Linked DNA regions of Mus musculus: region 2 is linked to region 1. The links are chromatin loops, found by intact Hi-C in ENCODE. Cell type or tissue: left cerebral cortex. All regions are shown on one strand. Each heading gives the region's core, and the rest is flanking DNA. Links, peaks and the distances in the headings are about the cores only. Region 1 has its middle 39 kb from the start of Gm38791. Region 2 has its middle 42 kb from the start of Gm33318.

The links. A loop is a pair of places that touch in the nucleus more often than their neighbours do. Peaks named below come from ENCODE experiments on the same cell type or tissue, not always from the same donor. Only the 100,000 strongest peaks of a DNase experiment are listed, where the experiment ranks them.
Region 2: a loop joins it to region 1, with 3.0 times the contacts of the local background. A loop is called at or near these places in 1 of 42 quality-filtered maps.

Annotation. Positions count from the first base shown.
Region 1 is chr6:37,750,954-37,756,337 of GRCm38, reverse strand. No RefSeq gene overlaps it. Among named protein-coding and RNA genes, the nearest start is that of Gm38791, 39 kb to the right of the region's middle. In left cerebral cortex, for the core only: no CTCF peak of the experiment used is centred there; a DNase peak (open chromatin) is centred at 3,148.
Region 2 is chr6:37,482,053-37,487,436 of GRCm38, reverse strand. No RefSeq gene overlaps it. Among named protein-coding and RNA genes, the nearest start is that of Gm33318, 42 kb to the right of the region's middle. In left cerebral cortex, for the core only: no CTCF peak of the experiment used is centred there; a DNase peak (open chromatin) is centred at 2,553.

The sequences.
Region 1 (5,384 bases), core at 66-5,065:
ACATTTATACAATGGAGTACTACTCAGCTATTAGAAAATATCATCCTGAGTGAGGTAACTTAGTCACAAAAGAACACACATGGTATGTACTCACTGATAAGTGGATATTAAGCAAAGAGCATAGAATACCCACGATACAGCTTACGGACCACATGAAGCTCAAGAGGAAGGAAGACCAAAGAGAGGATGCTTTAGTCCTGCTTAGAAGGGATAACAATTTAATCAAGGGAAGTAGAGGGTGGGAGGGACTTGGGAGGAAGAGAAGAGGAGGATGGAAAAAAAGAGGGGCAGAATCGGGTATTGGAGGAGATGGAGATGTATAGAGGGTCAGGAAATTGAACAGAGGTGTGTAGCAATGGGAGATGGGGAACTAGGGTAGCAACCAAAAGTCCCAGATGTCAGGAAAGCAAGAGGCTCCCGGGACCCCATGGGGATGACATTAGCTGAAATATACCACAAAGGGGAGGGAGAACCTTTCAAGACAATATCCAGAGGTTAGGCATGGCTCTCTGGTTGAGGGATGGGCCATCCACCCATCTCCAAAATTTTAATCCAGAATTGCTTCTGTCTAAAGGAAATACAGGGACAAATAGCAGAGCAGAGACTGAAGGAAAGGCCATCCAGAGACTGCCCCACCTGGGGATCCATCCCACATGCAGACACCAAACCCAGACACTATTGCTAATGCCAAGAAGTACTTGCTGACAGGAGCCTGATACAGCTGTCTCCTGAGATCTATGTCAAAAAGCTGTTTAGAATAGAAACTAAGCCAGGCACACCTTTAATCCCAGCACTTGGGAGGCAGAGGCAGGCGGATTTCTGAGTTCGAGGCCAGCCTGGTCTACTGAGTGAGTTCCAGGACAGCCAGGGCTACACAGAGAAACCCTGTCTCAAAAAACAAACAACAACAACAACAACAAACCCCCCCCCAAAAAAAAACCAAAAAACAAAAACCAAAAAACAAAAACAACAACAACAAAAAAAGAAACTAAATCTTTGTAATAAAATGAGTTTCAAAGAAAAAAAAAAAAAGAGTTCAATGTTATTTTAGCTACACATGATTTCAAGGCCAGCTTGGGCTATATGCTACTTTCTCTCTCAAAAAATAAAAGTAAAAAAATCAATCTGAGGAGCACAACTGTTGTGTTACACCACATTTTCTGGGGAGATGTGACACATGTCTTCTCACCTCAGATAGGGAGCCCATGACAGACCAAAGTACTCATACCACCGAAGTCTAACTTGGTGAACTAATCAATGCTATTTGGTCTTCTTACGGGACTATGGTGAAGGGTTTCCTATAGGAGTAGAAATGACTGGAAGCTAGCAGTAGTGCCAAGGCCCACTCTGTTGTGTATTATACACCGTTGGGAGCTATTAAGATAACACAATTGTCCTGATCTCTGAATTGGGCCTCAACCCCTGAGAAGAAAAGGGGGTCAAAAGCGGTCCACCGAAGCTCCGCTCCGAGAACAACCACAGATTGTTCCAGCCCTAAGTCAGCGTGTTCCAGCCCTAAGTCAGCGCCGGATGTCCTGACCACAAGATGTACCCTGATACCGCCAAGTTCCTGCTTCCCCGTGTAACTGCCTAAAGAATGTGCAATTCTATTGCTCCACCCCTCCCGCTGATAAGTACCTGTACTTCCCCTTTTGCTTGTGCAATTCTACTACCCCATCCTTCCTGCTGAAAGGCACTTCCCTTTTTGCTTGTGCATTTAAACCTTGGGCCTGGCTAATACAGTGGAACCTTGATGTTACTCAGAATGTTTCCGTGTCGTTCTTTACACAAGGTTCTCGTCTCTCTCTATCCCCCAATTTGGTTCTTAGGAGAAGGTCCCCTCGAGACCCTCGAATAACTGGACCTGCTGGATGGGTCAATACACCAGAGATGAGTGCTTAGACAAAGGTTTAAGCCAATAGAAAGTCTTAAGACAATAGAAGGAGTTCCCAGAATTCCAAACGTAAATTATCTTCAGCTGGCAGAATCCCATTCCTGCCAGAGCATGAGACAAATCATAGTCAGCTGCTGTGGACAATCTGAAGCAGCTACACACCCCACACTTGGGATTAAAACAAAAACATATGCACATAATATAAATGTTTTCAAAATTATTTATTTATTTTATATATGTGAGTACATTGTCCTGTCAGTGTCTTCAGACACACCAGAAGATCCTATTACATACAGATGGTTGTGAGCCACCATGCAGGTCCTGGGAACTGAGCTCAGGACTTCTGGAAGAGCAGCTAGTACTCTTAACCATGGATTCATCTCTCCAGCCCCATAACTGGGTTTTTAAAGAAACCAAAATTCTCACTACACTTTCCCTTCACTCCTAAATTTTATGAGTCCTGGAAGGGATGTTTCTGACATATGTAAGTCCCTTAGTTTGAACTCCTTAGCTGCTGACTTTATGGCTCTTCTTGATACTTTTTCAAGTATGTGAAATGCACAAGGGTTAGGATTAAACCTCTGTCCAGAAGATAGGTCATTGTCATCTATTGCAAGTGTCCATTTTTCTGGGATGCTTAAGTCAATCTGACGGAGGCATTTTCTCAACTGAGGTTCCCTCTTCCCAGATGACCTTAGTTTATATCAAGGTGACAAAAACCTAACTTGCACAGTAGGTGAGGGGTTACTTTCATGATTAACCATGAGTGACAGACACAAAGACGGCTATAACACCAAAACTCGGGCCCTAGCCTTGGTAGCATCTCATTGACTGTTATATCCCTGGAGCTCCCTGCACAACTCAGCCAGCCAGCCTCCCCTTCCCAGAAATTGCTCACTGCTTATGTACATTTGGGAAGGACCTTGTGTGTCTTGTAACTTACAGGAGTTTCTCGAGTGTTCTAAATTTCTCTGGTGTTTTCTCCTTCCTTCCAAAGAGAACGCTTCAAATAGGAAATAGCCCCAGAGCTGTGTCACTGGTAGAATAGCCCCCCACCGGATCCCAAGGAGGAGGCTGTGAAGCAGATCCATTTATGAGGGTCAGAATGTCGGGATGGCTGAGGAGTTTTAAAACCATCTCTTTAGCTAGCTGTGTTCTTCTATGTCGGATGGACTGAAGCTTAGACTCTCTGTTGTAGTCTCCTGAGACTCGCATGGATGGACGATTTGTCTTTCTTTATCTTCAACCATCTGTGCCATGCCCTGAGCGGAGAGGGGATATTTGACAATGTTTCCATTTTCTCTTGGCATTTTCTCAACTCTAGACTCAGACTTCCATTTTTTTGGCAAGTATATTTCCTTCTAATTATTTTAGTGTAGCCTGTTATAAAGCTGAATTTATACTGTGTAGTTTCTCTATATTTTGACTGGCACTGTTTTCTATTCTAATTTTTGCATATAACAATCCCTTCATATAAATAGTCTAGTCTCTGTACCATATTTTTGATCCCTAGATACAGTTACTATTGAATACTGAAGGTATAAACGTTAAGATCTTTAGGAAATGAAGAACACTTCCCCAGATAATTTTCTGTTAGAAAACTTTTTAACATTTGAAAATACAAACATTGCTCTCTTCAGGAAAACATTATTTATTTGTGTGTGCAGGGGGGTTGCTCATGCCATAGCCCCTGAGTGGAGGTCAGAAGACAACATGTGGGAACTGGGTCTCTCTTTTTACCAGGTGGGTCCTTGGAATCAAACAGATCAGTAGACCTGGTTTCAGGCACCTTTTCTTTCTGAGCTTCATTGGCTCATTTGTTAACCTGTGGCTTTGTATTTTTTTTCCAGTCCTTTAACTCTCTGAAAATGTAGACTATTGTATTCTTATATAATTGAGATGAACTGAATATGCTACTTTGTAACATTCCCTTTCCATGTGATAGATCTTCAATAATAATTTGTAATGAGGAAGTGCTAGAGAACTGATTCAGCAATTAAGAACACTGGCTTCTGGGCTGGAGAGATGGCTCAGTGGTTAAGAGCACTGACTGCTCTTCCAGAGGTCCTGAGTGCAATTCCCAGGAACCACATGGTGGCTCACAACCATCTGTAGTGGGATCTGATGCCCTCTTCTGGTGTGTCTGAAGACAGCTACAGTGTACTCATATACATAAAATAAATAAATAAATATAAAAAAAAAGAACACTGGCTTCTCTTTCATAGGACCAGAGTTCAACTCCCAGTACTCAGGCGACAGCTCAAAACTGATTGTAATTCCAGTTCCTGGGGCTCTGATGTCTTTTGTCACCAGGAACACAGGTGCAAGTTCAGGCAAAACACTCAGACACATTTAAAAAAAAATCCTAAAAAAAAATTAAGTTTTAGTAGAGCAATGGTTATCTGTTAATATAATCACTTTATTAATCAACTACCATTTGATGTTTTGCTTGCCTCTGATTATTTACTCTTATCAAAGATAGTGAAAGAAAAATATTTAAAGAGGAATGTTTGTGTACCATTTTGAGGATTTCCTAGAATTGAGTGGATGTCTGGGTTAAAGAGCATACAAGCATACATCAATTATTCATTGATTTCCATTGTCAAACAGTTCTCTAGGAAGGTAATGTTTGGATCCCCCATTGATTCCTTCATGTGTCCTTCATTCCTTCAATAATGTTGGGATTTGGGGTATTTTTTGTTTTTTTTTGTTTTTGTTTTTGTTTTGTTTTGTTTTTTTGCTTTGGTTTTTCGAGACAGGGTTTCTCTTGTGTAGCCCTGGCTGTCCTGGAACTCACTTTGTAGACCAGGCTGGCCTCGAACTCAGAAATCCACCTGCCTCTGCCTCCCAAGTGCTGGGATTAAAGGCGTGTGCCACCATAGCCCAGATGGGTTTTTTTTTTTTAATAGTCTTTAATGTTTGATTAAAAAAAAAGTCACCCCCACCCCCACAAAGGCCATATCTTATACACTCCAAGGCCATGCAAGCTCTGCATCTGTCCTGTCTTCCATTCCTCTCAGTGCACCCCATCTCGGTGACCTTTATTCTCTTCATGAGCCTAGTTGTCTTCTGCTTCAAGTCTTTTCTACTTCCCCTCTGTTTTCTACACCCAAGGCTAGTCAGCATCACACCTTCCCAACCTGTCATTCCGCAGGATCTTCAAGTGTGATGAGGAGCTACTGAGGTTTCCAACCTAATCTTGCTCAACTCTTGGAGGAGATGAATCTATTTTAATAAACTCATACACTGGGCTCCTTTCAACTGAAGTGGGTACCTATCTTCTAGCAGTTTCTTCACATTGCGAACTGAGTATCCTAGAAGCATATGCTCTAGAAATATGGGGAAGCAGATATGGAAGTTAGACATGGTGGTCTTTAGAAAAGAGTGCTGGGAGCTGGAGGGGGCCTTAGTGGCACTGACTGCTTTTGCAGAGGACCTGAGTTCAGTTTTTAGCATCCACACTGGATGGTTCACCCCTTCCTTTAGCTCC
Region 2 (5,384 bases), core at 142-5,141, 270 kb after region 1:
ACAATAAACAGAAAACTCTTGGATTAAAGGTGTGTGCTAGGGCTGAGTCACACCATGACAGTTTTTTTTCCCAATAAACAACATAATCATATGGTTCCCAGTGTGATCAAATATCTTGCGACAACTATGTTATACAATTTGTGATCAAAGATTGAAATCTGAGTTCTATCTTTAATATTCTCTAGAAGCATGACATTATGAACTCCCAGGAAGTTTATTATCCAGGAAGTTTTCTGATAAGGTATTAAAACAAAAACAACAACAACAACAACAACAACAACCTTCCAATGGGCCTGTCAATTAACCTGGGAAGAAAAAATAATCTCACGAAAATGGTATGTCTCAGAGACTTTGGAAAATGGTCCAATGCCTGCTTAAGCCTGCAGATCAGCACAATGGTCTCTTTGGCTGTGTTCACTCTCACCCCACATATAGAGATCCTAGTGATCTCTCTATCATTGTCCTGACCCCACATAATCCTCCACAATATCTTCCTTGGTCACTATTCATTGAAACCTTAATAGCACCTTGTTTTGTATTGCCATGACTTTACCAGCCTTCTTCATCACAGCCCTTGTCTAAGTTTGTTCAGTGGAGAATACAAATCTTAGTAGCCTGAGTGAGGAGAGGCCAGGGAAAGAGCTTGTCTACACGCACAATCAGACTAAACGCACAACCTTACTGGAGCTGGAGCGATGACTCAGCCCATAAACTTCTTGCTCTGCAAGCATGAGGACTTGGTTTGTACCCTAGAGCCCATATGAGAAAATCCAGGCACAGATTAGCTGCACATGGCTGCAATCTCAGCACTGAGGAGACGGAGACAGAGCAGTCCCTACAGCTCACTGGCCTGCCAGTCTTGCTGAATAAGTGAGCACCAGGACCAAGCAGATCTAAGCTCAAAAACTAAGGTGGAGAGTAATTGAGGAAGTCTCTTTATGACCAACCTATCCTCCCCACCCCCTGTCTAGTGTTCTTTAATAACAGTGGCTCTGCTGAAATGTTGGAAATAGAAAAAAAAAAAATCTCCAGACTAAAACAAACTAAAACTCAACCACCTAAGGACTAGTTTGGGCACTGATGAGATTGCTCATCGGGTAAAGGCAGGTGCTGCAAAGCTGGAGGACTTAAGTCTGACCCTCAGGACCCACATAGTGAAGGAGAAAACTAACTTTCACATGTTATCCTCTGACTTCCACATAGATGTTTTGGTGTATGTGCATGTTGATATACAAGCACGTGTGTACACACACAATAAAAATATATCTAAAAATAATAAATAAAGTCTGGTTTTGTTAGCTTCAAAGTCTGCATAAAAATAAAAACCAAAACAAACACATTTTTAAAAAAAAACAGAATTCCTGACCAATCTGGGAATTTTCAAAAAAAAAAATTCCAACAGTCAGAAGGAGCCAATGCGGCCTCATTAAACGTAAACCATGCTTCTCTGAAACTCAAGCAAGTTATTACATACTAGCACAGAGAAAATGAAGTGACTATGTTTCACTGTAGAGACAAATTTTAATTCTTTGAGGGAAATGTAAAGCATTTCTTTTCCTGAAAAACATAATATACAGCATTTTTTGACATTCTTATATGCAGGGATACCATACCACCTGCTTTTTTTCTGATTGATTATTATTTGGGGGGATTTTTTTCACTATGAAGAAGCAATGCTCCCTGTCAGTTATGAACATCTTTATCATCATCATCATCATCATTTTGAGATAAGGTCTCTAGTCCAGGTTAGCTTCAAGCTGAAGATAACCTTGAACTTCTGACCATCCTGATTCTCCCTCCGGAATGCTGGGATGACAGGTGTGCCCATAAGCAGTGCCAGAGATGCCCAGTGTGTGCAGACGCAGAACACTGTACACGCCAGGCAAATACTTTTATGAACTGAACTGCCTTCCCAGTTCTGAAGTTTTCTGCTCTCTAGTGATGGTGTGTCTCTTCAAAGACAAATCCTAGTATTCAAGAGATGCTCAGAAATATGCTCTCAATAGGTCACATCAGGCCATGAGTGCACAATGATCTAGTGAAAGAAACCATGCCTTGGGGCTGCAATGTCTTGTATAAGTGGGATACATTACGAATATTGAGAATGATTAGGTAAAGTTCCCAGACTCCCTGACACTACTTAATTGTCTGCTGATCATTTTGTTGCACATTGAACTTCTTTTACTACAAGCAATGGCTCTACACCAAAGCCTAAGAAACAATGCTAAAAAATTGTTTGTCAGTGTTACAGTGATTGATCACATGTTATGTTCTATAATAGAATATATTATCTCATTTCACTTGCTTGGGACTCCTGTTTTCTTGAAAGAATTGTTAGTTCATGTTTTGAAATTTCCTTTTGCACTTATTATAATCATGTGGTAATGATAGAGGCTGCTAATTATACCATCTTCCCAACTTCTAGTCCTCTTGAAGATAACAGAAGCTCAAGTTAATTTGCATACAAGGACCCAAGCGTTGCCATCTAAGGCAGCTCATGCCAAGAGGAAAAAAATGATCTAACAGATTGTCAAAGTAAATTAGAGATTGAAAATACCCTGGCTCAATTATCTCAAGGTTCTTCCCTCCCTACCATTATATAAACTGCAGGAATATTTTTAAGAGGGTGTAGGAGGAAAAGGAGGCAAAATACAGAAATGTTGCTGGGAATGCTCTGGCCCAAAGCAAATTAGAATGTGCTTACAGTCTCTCACTACTCCCTTTCAATATACTCCTAGATGCCCTCACTAGAGCAATTAGACAAGAAAAATAAGCATTAAAGCTCTGAATTAGAGAAGAGAAATGAAATTGTTCCTTTGTAGACAAAGTGATCTTACATATAAAAAATTCTAAAGACTAGAGAAAACCAATATTGCAGGGTTCAAAGCAATATGGTAGTTTCTATTTTCTACATACTAACAATAAGCATTTCCCAGTTAAGAAAATGATTAGTTATAATAAAAAAATGATTAGTTACAATAAAATGATTAGTTATAATAAAAAAATAAATCAAACCAAAAAGGTACACTGAGACTTATGAAATATATATGAAAGAAATTATAAAAACACAAAAGATGGACATATATTTTGTATTCATGGATTTGAAGTTACTATTATTTAAAGCCCATATCATTCAATGTGATGTATAAACTTAATGTAAGCCCTATCAAAAGTACAATAGCTCTTTTTATAAAAATAAGAAAAAATAAGAAAAATAAGAAACCTAAAATTTAAATGGAAACTCAAAAGACTCCAAAGAGCTGAAGAAATCCTAAGTAACAAAGATAGAGGAATCATGTTACCTGATTTCAAAATAGACCACAAAGTCATAGAAGCAAACCAACACCGCACTGATATAAAAACAGGCATATAAATCAGTGAAGCAGAATACCATAAGCAGAAAGAAGGAGATTCATGCATTCACCAGTGACTGACTAACTTTCTAGTGCCAAGAATATACAATGGGAAAAACATGGTCTCTTCAGTATGTGATACTAGGAAAACTGAATATCCAAATGTAGGAGAATGAAATTCAGCCATTCTACAGTATACAAACATCAGCTCACAAAGGAATAAGGACAGATGTAAGACTTGAAGTTGTTACACCACTACAAAATATAGGACATTGTTTCTTTGTTTTTATTTATTTTTTTAGTATCAATTGTTTTGTTAATAAAATCGCAATATGGCATACAAATGTAGAGTGCAGTGGAGAGAAAATAAACTGGGTTTAAAAAAAGTCTTATATATAAGAAACTCTCCTGCCTGGACCTGCAGGACTTAAGCAACAGGGGTCTCAGGTAGGGAGCAACAATGACAAATTGTGATCAGGAGACATGATGGAAGGAGACAAGACAAAAAATTCTGTTCAAGTCTCATTTACTCTTGGGAAGCAGAGGGCTTAGAAAGCTGAAACCACAAACGGCATTTGCTCAGGCGCAGAGGCCAAACTGGTGTTATCGCTTGGTAACACATTGACATCAAAGGAATGTCCCCATTGTAAAATGTCCAGAAAGCCCCTGTCGTAAAATGTCCCGAGTCAACAGAAGCAAGGCAGTAGAAGAAACAAAATAGTGTTAATTAAAAGATGATGGCCCAGGGAAAGATGGAGGCTGAGATGCCAGGGGCTTTTGGGCCCCAACACTCTCCAAATATACTTTACATATTGCAATTATGATTAGGAGCAGTCTTTTGAAACGTGAGCCTATCAAAGAAAACAGGAAAGAAAGGAAGTGATGCAGGGAAGGAGCCACACCCAGGCCATGCCCATAACCTCTGGGAACTGGACATGGATTTCTCCTTGGGCTTTCCAGAACCATGGCAATTGAACTGACTTCGCACTTTCTAACATCAGGAACTAGAAAATTGCAAATTTATTTATGTTCTTTTCAACCACTGAGTTTGTGACAATTTGTTACAACACTTATAGAAATATAGTGATATTTGTCTGGGCAATGATTTTTTTATATTGTCTCTAGAATAGGAAATAATGATAATAGTAGACAAAGGAGATTGCATTAGGTTATAAAACTTCTGTACCACAAGGGAAATAAGTAATCGCATGAACAGATAACCCCAAATATGAGTGAGAATGCATGTAAACCGCATACCTCCTAAAACAGTGGTTCTCACTTGTCCTAATTGTTATGAGGTATTTACCAGAGAATGTGAGGAGCGGGTGTGGCAGCAGTCCCAAGAAGGCGCCAGGGACTGCAGCTAAGTCTTATGACTTGCACCTGACTTCCTCATACACCTGAAAATAAGCCACAACCATCGTAAGAGCTGCGCAGGTGCACCAGGATACTGGCGAATCCATTTTGGTGGAGACATGCCCCTGCTGCCCTGATTAGCTGAAGCTGTGTGCCTGGTGAGGTGACGTGGCCTGCCCTGAGTGGATGAGGGCTGAGAGTATATAAGAGTGAGAGGCCCGGGTCAGGGAGAGAGAGAAAGAGGAAGATGAGGAAAAAGATGAAGCGAGAGAGATGAAGACAGAAGTTTGCTGAATAAACTGCTGTTAGAAGGACTGGTGGTCGTGTCGTTCTTGCTGGTTGAGAGCGGACGAGACAAGAGAAGACTTCATGCACATGGGTTAAAGCCAACAGAAGTCCTTATTAACTAGTTAGCAGCTACACTGGGTCCTCAGGATATCAATGTAGCACTAGGCCTTTCTCAGGATGATCTTTCAAGTACAAAACACATGTTCTGGGTTGACATACTTCAGCTAAGAAGAACAGTTAGCCAGACAAAGAATTATAAAAACTAAAAAAAAAAAAAGTTAGTATATTTTGAGATGTTCCCAGAACTAGTTAGTATATTTTGAGACGTTCCCAGAACTATATGGACTTTGATAGATTAGGTCTTTGTTTTAGTTTTGGCAAGGGATG